2 separate regions of the Homo sapiens genome follow, and region 2 is linked to region 1. Evidence: read pairs that join two places in POLR2A ChIA-PET (ENCODE). Cell type or tissue: OCI-LY7. All regions are shown on one strand. Each heading gives the region's core, and the rest is flanking DNA. Links, peaks and the distances in the headings are about the cores only.

Region 1 (7,335 bases), core at 1,818-5,817:
GAGACCAGCAGGAGATGCCAGGAGGGGAACAAGACATTTACCTATTTATATTATTATATTTTTTGAACATATTAAAAAGCATAAAAGCCTGGGCTCTGGAATCTGCAGAAGTTGGTTTGACTATTTGTTCTTCTATTTCCTAGTTTTGAGTGAGTTATTTCACATTTTCTGATCCTCAGTTTCCTCACCTGTAAAATGGGGATAATTACAGTATCGTTGAATTAGGGATGTTATTCAAATTAAATGAAATAATGTTTGTAAAGTACTTAGTAGGATGCTTGACATATTGCAAGTATCTAATAAATAATAATAATACTTTAATAGCTTTCGATATTATTTTTACTTATTGAAATCTAACTGATCCTTCAGGCTTAGGTAAAGTAATGCTTCCCATGAGAAGTTTTCCCCAGGCCAGGGCAGAGTGAAGAGACTCTTCCTCCATTCCTGCCATGATATGCCTATCTGTTATCATGCTGCTCCCCAAGCTCAGCTGTTTGTTTTGACATCAGTTCCCCACTGGACTGTGGCCTTCTGAAAGGCAAAAACCTTGCCCCTGCATCAGGCTTATTGTAGGCAGGTGGTTGTCAATAAATGTTTGGTGAAAGACTAAAGGAACTAATAAGATTTCTATTTTCTGTACAAGAGCCTGTCTGAGGCTGCCCACAGAGTTTTACTTCCTGGTTTAGCCCGGCAGATGCCTACCTGTCATTTGCTAGGTGTGTGTGGAGTTACTCAGGAGAATGAACTGCAATAAGCTGTCCTCAGCACTTGCAGCTCATGCTTGAGTTTGCTGTGAATTTGCCAGAAGGTGAACTGTGGCCATCTGTAGAGGCCTCCCAGGAATGGCGGGAAGCTGAAGCCCTCCAGGGACCGCAGCCATGCTGGATCCCAGGCAGAACGCGCAGGCTGACACTCCAGCTGTCCCAGCCTGAGGCAGAACTGATGCTTCTACATCAGCCCAGGGGCTAGGCCCAATAGCCCCAGAGCTGTTCCTGCCCTCCCTGAGTCTGCTTCTCTGGGGTGAGGCCTGGTTCAGAGGAAGAGCTGACAAAAATAAAACCAGAGTGACAACGTGCTGTGCAGGAAGTTGCAAGTCTGAGAGCCAGAACAGAACACAGGTACCTAGGTGACATACCACAAGAAAAGTTGCCTGAAGAGCAGACCATAGAACAAAACCCCGACTGTATTTGCATTTGTGGCCTTCTTCTTTTAGGAGTCAAGCCAACAATGCCTACTGTTGTCAAGCAGATCTAAGCCCAGGGTGGACCTCTGGCACTAACCAGCAGGTTGAGTTTAAACAAGAAGCCTCTCTGAGCCTCACTTTCCTTGTCTGAGAGCCACTGGGAGAATTATAGAAAAAACATATACTAAAGGATCAAGCATTTCTAAAATAAATATGTGTCTTTCCTTCCTGTACTATTGAGCACTGTTGAAGGTGAGAAAGACAAGGCTTCCACAATCTTACCGTAGAGAAGCATGTACACCACATATATATATATACACATAATACACATACATCACACACACATATACATACATGCCATACACCACACACATACATACATGCCATACACCACACACATACACCCCCATACACACCACATAGATACACACACACCCCCATACACATGCTAAGTTTAGAACATTTATGAAGCAACAGCTCTAGCAACAACTGAAGAATTTCACAGTTCTTCCATTGGCTGCTTCCTAACTAGAAACAGATTGCCTTACCCCCAGCTGTTTCTGGGCCAAAGTTCCTCTAAATGTGGGTTTACTCCTGGTAATTTCGTTTCCTTTTCTCAGTTAACAGTCATGTGACACCATTGCCTGGGTGTCCTCTGCAGCCCTGGCCTTTTATCAGTTCATAAATCCAGAAACAGAAGGAATGCTTACAAAAATGTATGTGGACTCCACCATTTATTGAGTGACTGCTGTGTGCCTGCGTACTCCTTGGTCTCTGATCCTCATCACATCCAGCAAGATACTGCTATTATCCCCCTCACACAACAAATGAGGAAATTAAGGTTCAGAAAGGTCAAAAAAATCGCCCAAGGCCTCACAAGCAGTAAAGGGCAGGCTTGAGATTTGAAATTAGCCTGAGCTGTTTCAACACAAAACTCAATTCCAGCTCTTAAGGAGTTCCCAATCTACTGCCCTAAATACTGCCGAGGCCATTTCCCTCTCGAGTTTCCACTTGGGTCCTTCTTGGCCTGAGCTCCCTCTCCTCCCCTTTTCCCTCTGGGAGCAGACTCCTGCTGGCAAAAGGCTGGTGGTCTCCACTTCCCTTGCCTCCTGCCAGTGTAGGCAATGCAAACTTCTCACTGGAAAACACCATGCCTTCTGGACAAAGGCTCTGTGTGATGTTCTAGGACCTGCCCGACAGGCCTTCTGTGAAAAGACCCAGCTGGGGTAGCTGTGCTGCCAGGCCTTGGATGGGCAGAGTTCATAAACAGCTTCTCCAGCCATGGAGCTCCAAATGCACCCAAGCCAGGTGCTGCCTACCTCAGTGTCCAACCAGCCCCAGGGCTTGGCCAGACAGAGTCCTGTTCTGGGAAACCAGCAGGGCAGCTGGATGTTCAGGGGCGGAGGCTGTAGGTGGGCTCCTTCACAACAGAAAATAAGCTTCTGAGTCAGGCAGACCCTGCTTTAAATCCCTTTAAATCTACCACCTTCTACCTTCCTGACATTAGGAAAGTGGCTTCTAGCCGGGCGCGGTGCCTCATGCCTGTAATCCCAACATTTTGGGAGGCCGAGGCAGGTGGATCATGAGGTCAGGAGTTCAAGACCAGCCTGGCCAACATGATGAAACCTTGTCTCTACTAAAAATACAAAAATTAGCTGGGCGTGGTGGCACATGCCTGTAATCCCAGCTACTCAGGAGGCTGAGGTAGGAGAATTGCTTGAATCTAGGAGGCAGAGGTTACAGTGAGCTGAGATCATTTCACTGCACTCCAGCCTGGGCAACAGAGCAAGAGTCCATCACAAAAAAAAAAAAAAAAAAAAAAAAGAGAAAGTGACTTCTGCTGCCAGAGCCTCAGCTCCCTCACCTATAGATGAAACTCATAACATCTACTGTCCCTAGCCCAACACTTGGATCTCAGTCTCTTCATCTCCTGAAATAGAAGAGTTGGACCACATGACCTTGAGATTACTATCTGAAACACTTCCTATGCAGGCTGGGGTGAAGGTGTCCTTCCTGCTCCTGGGTTCAGTGAGGAATTTAGATGTCTTTCTCAAGGTAAGTTCATCCCTGTGGGAGAGTCCCTGGTTTAATTCAATAAATTTTATTGGGCACCCCATAATGCATACCATACTAAAGCTTCAACGTACAAAGATAAACAAGCATAGGCCCTGCCCTTAAGGAACTGATAGACTAGGCCAGCAGGAATGATAAGACTCATAAAAACAACCATTGTACATAGTGGAAAGTGATAAGTGCACAAGGAGGGGTACAGATAAAAGACCAGGAAGGTTGAGAGCAGGCAGAGGGTGACTCTGGGCTGGGAGGGAGCTAAAGATGTGGCCAGTCCATAAAGAGTCTTGAATGAGTTTGGACTTTATAGGGCCAACTGTTGAAAGCTCTTAAAGGTTTCTGACCAGGCAGTGGGCAGATCAGAGCCATGGGGGCTGGAGCTTTTTGTTAGTCTTCTACCATCTGGAGTAGTCAGACCGTAGAATTTCTAAAAGGGAAAGGGCCCTTTTCCACCATTTTCACAAGGGTTTTGTTCCCTGGATGAAACCGTTCAAGATTTGCATAAAATGTGCAGCTGTCAATGGCTGCCCTTTGTTCTGGCCCTGAATCTTCTGCAGCATGATGCCTACTGTCTTTCTTCTCTGTGCCCTCTCACCCAGCTGTCTCCCTGCATGAAAGACAAGAGAATGAGGCACATGGGGCAGGAGGCCGGCACCCAGCTCAGGGAAACAGTCCTGCCTCAACAAAGTCCCCTGGGACCTTTGCTGCCGTACCGCCTTGCCTTGGCCCAGGTCCCAGGATTATGGGAGAGAGTTGGCCTGTTGAGGAGAGAATGTGTCAGTGAGTTGCAGTGCCTTGAGTCTCCTGAGACGTGTGCGTGTGTGTGTTCAGGACTAGGTGTTTTGCAGCTGATTTCAATCTAGGTCAGAATTGTGCAACCCTCAGCACGTTGCTATCTAGAGAAGATAAGCTTGAACAATCCCTTCCAGGACCAGCAGCGATAAACTACGGCTCTGAATGTAAACACAGCTGTTTGGCAAGCTCTAATTTCTGGAAATGAAGGGGCCTGCTGCATTAGCAGAAGGGATCCAGGTGTATCATGGAGTTGTTTAAACCTCCCAGAGGGGCTACTGCTGACCCTCTCTTCTGAAGAAAAGTCCAGGAGAGGTGCTGGTGAGCTTTGCCCCAGTCACGCTTCTACCACTTGGCTCATCCAAGCCAAAACTGACAGGGCCATGGATGGAGGAAGACACCCACTCACTTGCCATGTGGCCTTGACTGAGTCATCTTGTCTTATTGGCATCCATGTCCCCATCCGTAAAATGGAGCTAGTGCAGTAAAACCACATCAGTGTGAAAGCAAAGAAAATCTCAAAAGACCTGTGAACGAGCAGAAGAAATGACCTCTCTTATCAGTCTATCCCCTTTACTCAGATAAAAATCCCTTAGAGCTCCTCCTGGAGCCTGTGTTTTCTTGGTTGTTTTTTTTTTTTTTTAACTTTTTTTTTTTTTTATACTTTAAGTTTTAGGGTACATGTGCACATTGTGCAGGTTAGTTACATATGTATACATGTGCCATGCTGGTGCGCTGCACCCACTAACTCGTCATCTAGCATTAGGTATATCTCCCAATGCTATCCCTTCCCCCTTCCCCCTCCCCCCACCCCACCACAGTCCCCAGACCAGAGTGTGATATTCCCCTTCCTGTGTCCATGTGATCTCATTGTTCAATTCCCACCTATGAGTGAGAATATGCGGTGTTTGGTTTTTTGTTCTTGCGATAGTATACTGAGAATGATGGCTTCCAATTTCATCCATGTCCCTACAAAGGACATGAACTCATCATTTTTTATGGCTGCATAGTATTCCATGGTGTATATGTGCCACATTTTCTTAATCCAGTCTATCATTGTTGGACATTTGGGTTGGTTCCAAGTCTTTGCTATTGTGAATAATGCCGCAATAAACATACGTGTGCATGTGTCTTTATAGCAGTATGATTTATAGTCATTTGGGTATATACCCAGTAATGGGATGGCTGGGTCAAACGGTATTTCTAGTTCTAGATCCCTGAGGAATCGCCACACTGACTTCCACAATGGTTGAACTAGTTTACAGTCCCACCAACAGTGTAAAAGTGTTCCTATTTCTCCACATCCTCTCCAGCACCTGTTGTTTCCTGACTTTTTAATGATTGCCATTCTAACTGGTGTGAGATGATATCTCATAGTGGTTTTGATTTGCATTTCTCTGATGGCCAGTGATGATGAGCATTTTTTCATGTGTTTTTTGGCTACATAAATGTCTTCTTTTGAGAAGTGTCTGTTCATGTCCTTCGCCCACTTTTTGATGGGGTTGTTTGTTTTTTTCTTGTAAATTTGTTTGAGTTCATTGTAGATTCTGGATATTAGCCCTTTGTCAGATGAGTAGGTTGCGAAAATTTTCTCCCATGTTGTAGGTTGCCTGTTCATGTTGAGAATATGCTTGGTTTTCTGGCTTCCGAGCCTATCATAGATGACAAACAATTGATGAGCAGGAAGTTCAGCTGCTAGAGATAGGCACACTGATTGCTGATAGAAACATAAAAAAGCAGAGAGAGAGCAAGGAAATGGAAAGAAAAACTGTAGGGCAGAAGCAAGATCTTCCAAAGCAATGGGAACCGTTTAGTACTAGGGCAAAGGCATTTACACGTGGCAGTATCTACAAAGCCATCTGCCTAGGAGCCTGGTATGACAATTGATGCTTACAAAGGCTTTCCAAGGAAATTTCAAATGATTGTACTCTGTAACTACTGTTTAACAAGGCAGGGCTTTACCGAATGTTATTTTAGGAAAATTTTCTTACAAATGTTTCTAGTAAATAAAGTTTTGGTGCTTAAGGGGGAAACTTTTCAATATCTTGAAATTTCATATATGGGAAAATACATAACTCTTTCACGAGTGCTCTGGAGGACACAATTATACCTGTTCTCTGCATGCCAGAGTTTTGTCCAAGGATCAAATCAAATAATAGAGATGCTATTGTACTGAAAATGTATAAAACACTACCCAAATTAACCACTAGGACAGTGAGGAGCAGTCACTTTGGTCTGGAATTCTTCTTTCTTTCTTTTTTTGAGACAGAGTTTTGCTATTGTCATCCAGGCTAGAGTGCAGTGGTGCGATCTTGGCTCACTGCAACCTCTGCCTCCCGGGTTCAAACTATTCTCCTTCCTCAGCCTCCCAAGTAGCTGGGATTACAGGCATGCACCAACACACCCAGCGAATGTTGTACTTTTAGTAGAGATAGGGTTTCACCATATTGGCCATGGTTGGTCTCGAACTCCTGACCTCAGGTTATCCACTGGCCTTGGCCTCCCAAAGTGCTGGGATTACAGGCATGAGCCACCATGCCCGGCTGGTGTTGAATTATTCTTGAAGACTTCTTAGAAATGATACTAACAAACATGCTTGTTGATGAGTTGGCCTGGAACGTAAATTCATTATGCCTTCACTTGTATTTAGAGTGTGAACTTTTCCCAACACAGATGCCACACCCACTGTGGGAGGCGCTAAAAGGGGGAATTGGGAAATAAAATTTGCAATCAGAAGAAATGTCTTTGTTCAGTGAGTGGAGCTGTTATCTTCACATCGGGGTAAACACTGTGGGCTTGTAGAGAAATGCAACCCATTGAGCTACACACCTCTGTCTGGGACTCACTGTGCCCTGGGATAAGGAGAGGCACCCAAGAAGCATGGGGCTGCCCTCAAGGAGCTTACGGTCTGGTGCTTTTCAAGGCCACCAAGGTGGCTGCCCAATATGAGATATCGACAATAGCAGCCCTCCTGACACTTTTTTCTTTAAATACATTTCACTACACAAATCATAATTGTTTATGTAGAAAAAGAAAATATAGGTGATAAGATGAAAAAGTTAATATCTGCAACCCATCACATAGAAATAACCAGTATTAACATTCTAGTTAATAATCAACATTAACAAATTGTAGAATTGTTTATATAAGTGAGTACAATAATGGGATCATATTTGATATTGACCTCTTTTACTCAAAAATGAGCCCCCCCAGTACATTTAGAGTGATGAGAGAAGACAACCTCAGAAACACATCCTGTATGCTGAGAATATAAATTCTTCATCTATTCC
Region 2 (7,335 bases), core at 1,418-5,417, 290 kb after region 1:
CTCCTAACTGCCTCTGCTAACCAGGGTATCTCCCTAGGAGTCCTTTATCTGGAGCCCGGATCAAATCCTATCCAGCCCTTGGTTTAAAAAAATAAATAGGCCTGGTCGAGTGGCTCAAGCGTGTAATCCCAGCACTTTGGGAGGCTGAGGGGGGAGGATCACCTGAGGTCACGAGTTCAAGACCAGCCTGGCCAGCATGGCGAAACCCCCGTCTCTACTCGAAATACAAAAATTAGCTGGGCGTCGTGGCGGGTGCCTGTAATCCCAGTTAGTCGGGAGGCTGGGGCAGGAGAATTGCTTGAATCCAGGAGGCAGAGGTTGCAGTGAGCCAAGATCGCGCCACTGCACTCCAGCCTGGGCAACAGAGCGAGACTGTCTCAAAATAAATTAAATAAATATGTAAGCATTTTCTTTTCTTTATTTCTAACTTTTTTTTTTTTTTTTGACAGGATCTTGCTCTGTCACCCAGGGTGGAGCTGGAGCATAGTGGCTCGGTCATGGTTCACTGCAGCCTCAAACTCCTGGGTTCAAGCCATCCTCCCACCTCAGCCTACAGGCTGTGGCCACCAAGCCCAGCTTTTTTTTGTTTTTGTAGAGACCAGGTCTCCTTATGTTGCCCAGGCTGGTCTCTAACTTCTGGCCTCAAGCGATCCTCCCACCTCTGCCTCCCTAAATGCTGGGATTACAGGAATGAGCCACTGCACTCAATCTAAACATTTTACTTCTAGATTTTAGTTGTATTATTTAAAGCTTAGGACAGGTATGGTGGTTCACGCCTGTAATCCCAGCACTTTGGGAGGCCCAGGTGGGTGGATCACTTGAGGTCAGGAGTTTCAGAACAGTCTGGCCAACGTGGCAGATAGGATTATCTTATACATCCTGTTTGTAATTCTAAATATGATGGAGTTTTATCATCTTCATTTTATAGACTAGGAAGTGGAGGCTCAGCATGGCAAAACTCCGTCTCTACTAAAAATACAAAAATTAGCTGGGCGTGGTGCAGACGCCTGTAATCTCAGCTACTCAGGAAGCTGAGGCAGGAGAATCACTTGAACCCAGGAGGCAGAGGTTGCAGTGAGCCGAGACTGACACTGCACTCCAGCCTGGGTGATGGAGCGAGACTCTGTCTCAAAAAAAAAAATTCTAAGCCTCCACTTCCTAGTCTATAAAATGAAGATGATAAAACTCCATCATATTTAGAATTACAAACAGGATGTATAAGATAATCCTATCTACCTAAAATTGTTTATACATATGTAGGCAAAATATGAAAAGATGGTGACTAAAACATTTGAATGGCTTTCACAGTGATGGGAGTTTTACTTTCTTCCTTAGGCTTTTCCATATTAAATGAAGCTTATACAATTAGCTTATATAATTTATATAGGCAGAAAAAAAGATCAGCGAAAAACCTAAAATAATCAAAAGGTGATTTTGAGAATGTAATGCTTTTATTTATATTTATGTATTTATTGTCTATCTCTGCACGAATATAAATCCAAGAGAGAAGGGACTTCATTTTGTTCCTGCTGTTACTTAGTAACTAATTCACAGAAAGTACTCAGTATATATTTATGAGTGAAAAATGCACAGAAGCAAAGTACTTACCACCGTGCAGGGCTTACATATGCCAGCTACTGGTGTTTAAAAGCTCCCTATGTCCCCATTCCACCCACCTTTCATCCCCCTTAGGAGCATCATTCTCTTCTGGTAAGTACGTAGGAGTCGAACATATTGATCTCCTTTAGCCAGGATAAATAGTTATTCAAACCTATGAACTATCTGGAAGCAAAGGGACATTCCTGAAAGAAATTGCCACCATAAAGCAGAATGCCAGCCGCACAGTGCCTACTAGCTCATAGCTAAACAACGGAGAACTGCAGCCTTGAAACAGTGCCCCAAAGAGTTAAAGAAGTCTGTGACTAACAAATTCTTGAGTTTGCAGGATAGCAGATGAGAAAAGAAACAACTTGCTGAAACTCCCTCCACTTGTAATATTAAAAAACTGACTGAAATTGCTTGCAATCAACATGACTAACTGGAGTTTGTGCAGAATGGTTTGCTAACATCACAGCCTGAATTTCCAGTGCATGGTTCATACAAACTCCCCGAGTTTGACATATGATCCATGTGGTGGCATGAAGAGGTAACTGTGCATGCCTCAGCACTTTCTAGACCTCCGCTTTCCTTCCGCCAATCACCTACTAATCCCAGAATCCACCCATGAATTTTTTTCTAATAAAATTACTGCTTTAAACCTAGCACAGAGAGACAGATTCGAGCTGGATTCCTGTCTTTTTAGTCAACTTGCAATAAAAAGCTTTTCTTTTCTCAAAAACCCGGTATCATAGTATTGGCTTCTAGCACATCAAGCACTGAGCCCTTTTTGCTTGGTAACATCATTTTACATCTAAACATCCCATTAACAACACATGGCATCACCTCCTCAGTGTTTTTATTTCTCTCCCCCAACCCCACCTCAGATTGATTCAGCATGATCACTTAGACACACTGGAGTGGGAGGAGGGGAAAAAGAGACACTAATCATAAGTCTCTTTAAGAAGGGAGTCTCTAATGCTCAAAGCACAGACACACAACAATCATAATCCCGTATATTTGTGTAGCTCCTCACCCAGCTTCAAAGTGCTATCATGTGTATGGTCTGTCTTAGATTTTTCTCACTGATGCTGTGAGGAGCAAGGGTACTTATTTTGCATTGGGTTGGAAACCCAAGGGTCTTATGCTGACTCCATTTGACAAATTCCATGAGTTGGGACATGTCATTTTACCATGTGACTTTCTGTAGATAAAATGGGAATATTCTCTGCCTTTCCAGGCAGCAAAGATGCAGATAGACATTTGCCCCAACAGTCAGTGGTCAGACTTTGGGAGAGCCGGGTCACATCCTGGCTCTATCACTTGCTGATGTATGACCTGGGGAAGATTAACCTCCTGAAGCCTGTTTCCTCATCTATAAGTAAAGATTTTAATGATATCTATGGAAATTTCCTTGCAGGTAAATTAGGATGATTTATTTAAAATAACTGGCACAAGACATAGTGTTAGCTATTTTTGTTATTAGTTCATAGCCAAACTTGTAGTCAGCAAATCCCTGGGAAAAGACAGCAAAGAGCTAAACTGAAAGATCAAAATGCCAGGAGAAAACTGACCAAACACTCTGGGACCACCTCACCCCCCATTATTCATTCATTCATTGAACAGATATTTACTGATTACCTCTAGCATGAATGTGTCCTAATAGCGTTGAGGAGAAAGAAACTTTTCCTCTGCCCTTTTATGTTTATGGGTGAGGTGTGGAGTGGGGGGAATCCATGAACATAAGAGGACAGGAGCTTAAGGCTTGGCGGCGATCGCCTGTAGTCCCAGCTACTCCGGAGGCTGAGGTGGGAGGACGGCTTGAACCTAGGCGTTCAAGGCTGCAGTGAATCATGACTGTGCCACTGCACTCCAGCCTGGATGACACACTAGCAAAAGAAAAAGCAGATTTTAATCACATACGTACATGTGGGAGTTCACAAAGAAATGTGACTCAAAAGGGCAGTTACAATTTGGGGCTTATATAACCCAAATGGAGTTTGAGACCAGCCTAGCCAACATGGCAAAACCCCATCTCTGCTAAAAATACAAAAATTACCCAGGCATGGTGGCCTGCAACTGTAATCCCAGCTACTAGGGAGACTGAGGCAGGAGAATTGCTTGAATCTAGGAGGCGGAGGTTGCAGTGAGTTAAGATCACACCACTGCACTTCAGCCTGGGTGACAGAGTGAGACTCCATCTCAAAAAAGAGAAAAAAATCCATTTTGACTGTGTGCTCATTGGTCAGGGAAATTGCCGCAGGATGGGTTTATGGACCTAGTGCAACGAATGTGAAACAGACTTGAGCCAGGACTTCATGTATCACCTGGCCTTTGTACACCTCCACTGGATCAGGGGAGCCATAAACATGTTTGAGCTCAGTGTCAGCTCAGATCCTATGTCCAACAGCACTCAAAAGATCTGGGTGTTCCCCTTTTCCTAGGGTTCAGTTACTCTGTTAAGTTTTAGGGTCAGATTGAAAGAAATGATACTGAATATACCCAAGGAGAAAATACACCTTCCTTGGGACTCAGCTTCCCCTTCAGTTGATGGGCTGTGGTGTGAGATCTGCCTCCCGTACATAAACTGGATGAGGGGTTGAGACTTTCCATTGCAGGGACTGACATCAGCTTGTGCTCGCTCAAGCCTAATCTAATTTGGTATGTAAGTGAAGATGTACACACCGTCACTGGCTGCCAACTTATCTTACTCCTAGAACAACATGGTCTATGAACCATAGCCACAAACCCCTATGGGTTATAGACTTAAACACGTCCTAAGACAAAATTATAATGAATTTAGTTTAAAGATCTTAATTGGCTTTACTTGTGATTCTAGAATCAAGCAACACCTCATTCTATGAAAAAGAATGCACATTCTGGTGAGTTGAGCAGAAGATCATGGCTTTCTAGATAGAAAAGGGCTGAGGAAAGCAGACAGAAAACAAAACACAGCTGTTTCAAAGTTGCTCTCCTTGTAAAGGTTAAAGCAGAGGAAGCTTCCTCATCATGCTGGCTAAAACAGGCCTATTTGGGAATTTGGCTATTTTCTCTCTCTCTTGATTTCTTGAAAGTTCAGATAAACAACTTAGTTTTGGCATGGTGTTGTGGAACTTCAATATGAGTAAATCCATTTTGGTTTGGTCTGTTGGGTCTAGTGCAGGAGCTCCATGAAAACCAATGACTTTCTATAAATTTTATTTAGCAAACCTAGGAGCTAAAACTACAAGACCCCCAGATGGAAACATAGGAGTAAATCGTTGTGACCTTGTGTTGGCAGTGGTTTCTGTAATGCATTGCCAAAGCAAAGTAACACACACAAAGATTAATTGTACTTCCTCAAAACTGTTGTTCACTAACAGAAGTGAAAAGATATAGACTGGGAGAAAATATTTGCAAATTGTATACCTGACAATTTACGTGTGTGTGTGTGTGTGTGTGTGTGTGTGTGTGTGTGTGTGTATATATATATCCAAAATATATAAAGAACTCTCACAACTCAACAATAAAAGACAAACAACCCACTTTAAAAATGGGCAAAAGATTTGAATACACATTTCTCCAAAGAAGATAAACAAATGGCCAATAAACGTGTGAAAAGATGCTCGACATCATTAGTCATCAGAGGAATGTCAATCAAAACCACAGTCAGATACCACTTCATACCCACTAGGATGGCTAAAATAAAAAGGCAGACAATAACAGGTGTTGGCTGGGATATGGAGAAATTGAAAGCCTCGTATGTTGCTGGTGGGATTGTAAGATGATGCAGCCACTTTGGAAAACATTTAGGCACTTTCCAGAATAGGAAAATCCACAGAGACAGAAAACAGTTCAGTGGCTGCCTGGGGCTGGGGATTGGAAGGGAAGGTTTGAAAATGGAGTACAGGTTTGTTTTTTAGGGGAGGAAAGGGAGTGTTGAAAATATCCTAAAATTATATTGTAATGATGGTTGCATGACTTCTTGAATATAGTGAAAATAACAACTCCATATTTTAAATGGGTAAATTTTATTGTATGTGAAATATATCTTAATAAAGCTGGAAAAACCTAGGAAAATATTTCAACAGTGAATCTTTGAACCATACCGATACTTAGACCATGTACAGATGATAATGTGTAGATTATCTAAGTCATTCTTGAACTATTTCATAAAATATAACAGTGCTGTATATAATTGAAATACATCATAATTTCAAATGTGCTATTGAAATCTCAGGTTTAGATCGTCTTTACACAAAGCTTCAGCTATTTAGATTAATGCAGAAATCCAAATTCTGGCATAGATTCAAATATGCCAGGTTCCAGATTCCCAATTTTTCACTCAGTAGTAACTGTATCACTAGAAAGTTAAACACAAAACTACATTATTTAACAGTAACGTAAGCTGATACATTTTCTGGTTTAAATTATCTTTTATAATTTAAAAGATATTTAATACAAAATCCCTAAATCTAGTATAAGTATTTTTGGGAGAAAGCAATGAAATGCAAAAAACAAGTTACTAGGAAAAGGGAGGTTTGGCCAGGCATAGTGGCTCATGCCTGTAATCCCAGCACTTTGGGAGGCCAAGGTGGGTGGATCACGAGGTCAAGAGATCGAGACCATCCTGGCCAACATGGTGAATACCCATCTCTACTAAAAATATAAAAATTAGCTGGGCATGCTGGTGCACACCTGTAGTCCCAGCTACTCAGGAGGCTGAGGCAGGAGAATCGCTTGAGCCCGGGAGGCAGAGGTTGCAGTGAGCCGAGATCGTGCCACTGCACTCCAGCCTAGGCAACAAGAGCAAGACTCCATCTCAAAAAAGAAAAAAAAAAAAAAAAAGAGACGTGAACTACAGACACATGCCGTGACGTGGCTGAATCTCCAAAATATTATATTGAGTGTGGCCGGGGGCGGTAACTCATGCCTGTAATCCGAACACTTAGGGATGGAGAGGTGTAAGGAACGCTTGAGCCCAGAAGTTTGACACCAGCCTGGGCAACATTGCAAGACCCCATTCTCCACAAAAAGGAAAAAATATATGTATTCTACTGAGTGAAAACAGCTTTCCCCTGATGAATACACACTGTGTAATTCTATGTATATGAAGTTCTTGAACAGGTGAAAAGCATCTATGGTGGAAAAAAATCAACTCTGTCTGACAATGAGGGCATATAGGTTAAAAAAAATCAGAAAAGTGATAGCTTCAGGGAGAGTTGGAGAGAACCAGGAAGGAACATAGGGAATTTTCTGAGAGCTGATGATAATGTTCTGTATCTTTATAGAGATTTGGATTCCACGATTTATGCATTTCTCAAAACTCAGTTAAGAATTTTGGAGGAGCTTCTGAAACCTTTTAGGGGATGGGCAGTTACTCTGTGATTCTCCCTGAGCATGTGCATGTTAAATGAATTTGTATGCCTTTTCTCTTATTAATCTGCCTCGTGTCAGTGATTTTCCAACCTCCAGGGGGGCCAGAGCCTTGGCCCCTATACCTCTCATTTCTGGACATCCAGTAACTTGGATGCTTGCAATGAAATATGTTTTTGGCAACCTTTATTTTAATATCCAGCATAACTGAAGTAGAAATTATTCCATTTCCAACCTCCCACAGACTGTTACATGAGACTCACCTAACCCTGGATCTAAAATTCTTGCAGTTCTTCTGAATGGTACACAGAAATACTAGAATGTTTATAAAGGAAAAGACATTGATGAGGGAAAAAACACCTTGAGTTATGGGGAAAAGAAAAG

What was found. ChIA-PET counts read pairs that join two places held together with the same protein. Peaks named below come from ENCODE experiments on the same cell type or tissue, not always from the same donor. Only the 100,000 strongest peaks of a DNase experiment are listed, where the experiment ranks them.
Region 2: POLR2A ChIA-PET joins it to region 1 with 7 read pairs; 2 of 35 experiments call an interaction of 5 or more read pairs at or near these places.

The regions. Positions count from the first base shown.
Region 1 is chr10:110,854,539-110,861,873 of GRCh38, reverse strand. It overlaps LOC124902499 (a long non-coding RNA gene), which reads left to right and starts at 3,017. Exons shown (of 2, transcript XR_007062287.1): 1 at 3,017-3,238. It overlaps LOC124902500 (a long non-coding RNA gene), which reads right to left and starts at 1,335. Exons shown (of 2, transcript XR_007062288.1): 1 at 703-1,335. RefSeq lists a silencer at 443-512, enhancers at 793-1,102, 1,373-1,502, 2,000-2,499, 3,785-3,914, 3,955-4,084 and a cis regulatory region at 3,920-4,289. In OCI-LY7, for the core only: no CTCF peak of the experiment used is centred there; DNase peaks (open chromatin) are centred at 3,139 and 4,123; H3K4me3 peaks cover 1,853 bases; H3K27ac peaks cover 2,833 bases.
Region 2 is chr10:110,559,427-110,566,761 of GRCh38, reverse strand. It overlaps LOC105378483 (a long non-coding RNA gene), which reads left to right. Exons shown (of 2, transcript XR_946318.2): 2 at 1,749-2,261. Among named protein-coding and RNA genes, the nearest start is that of SMC3, 4.6 kb to the left of the region's middle. RefSeq lists an enhancer at 62-764. In OCI-LY7, for the core only: no CTCF peak of the experiment used is centred there; no DNase peak of the experiment used is centred there.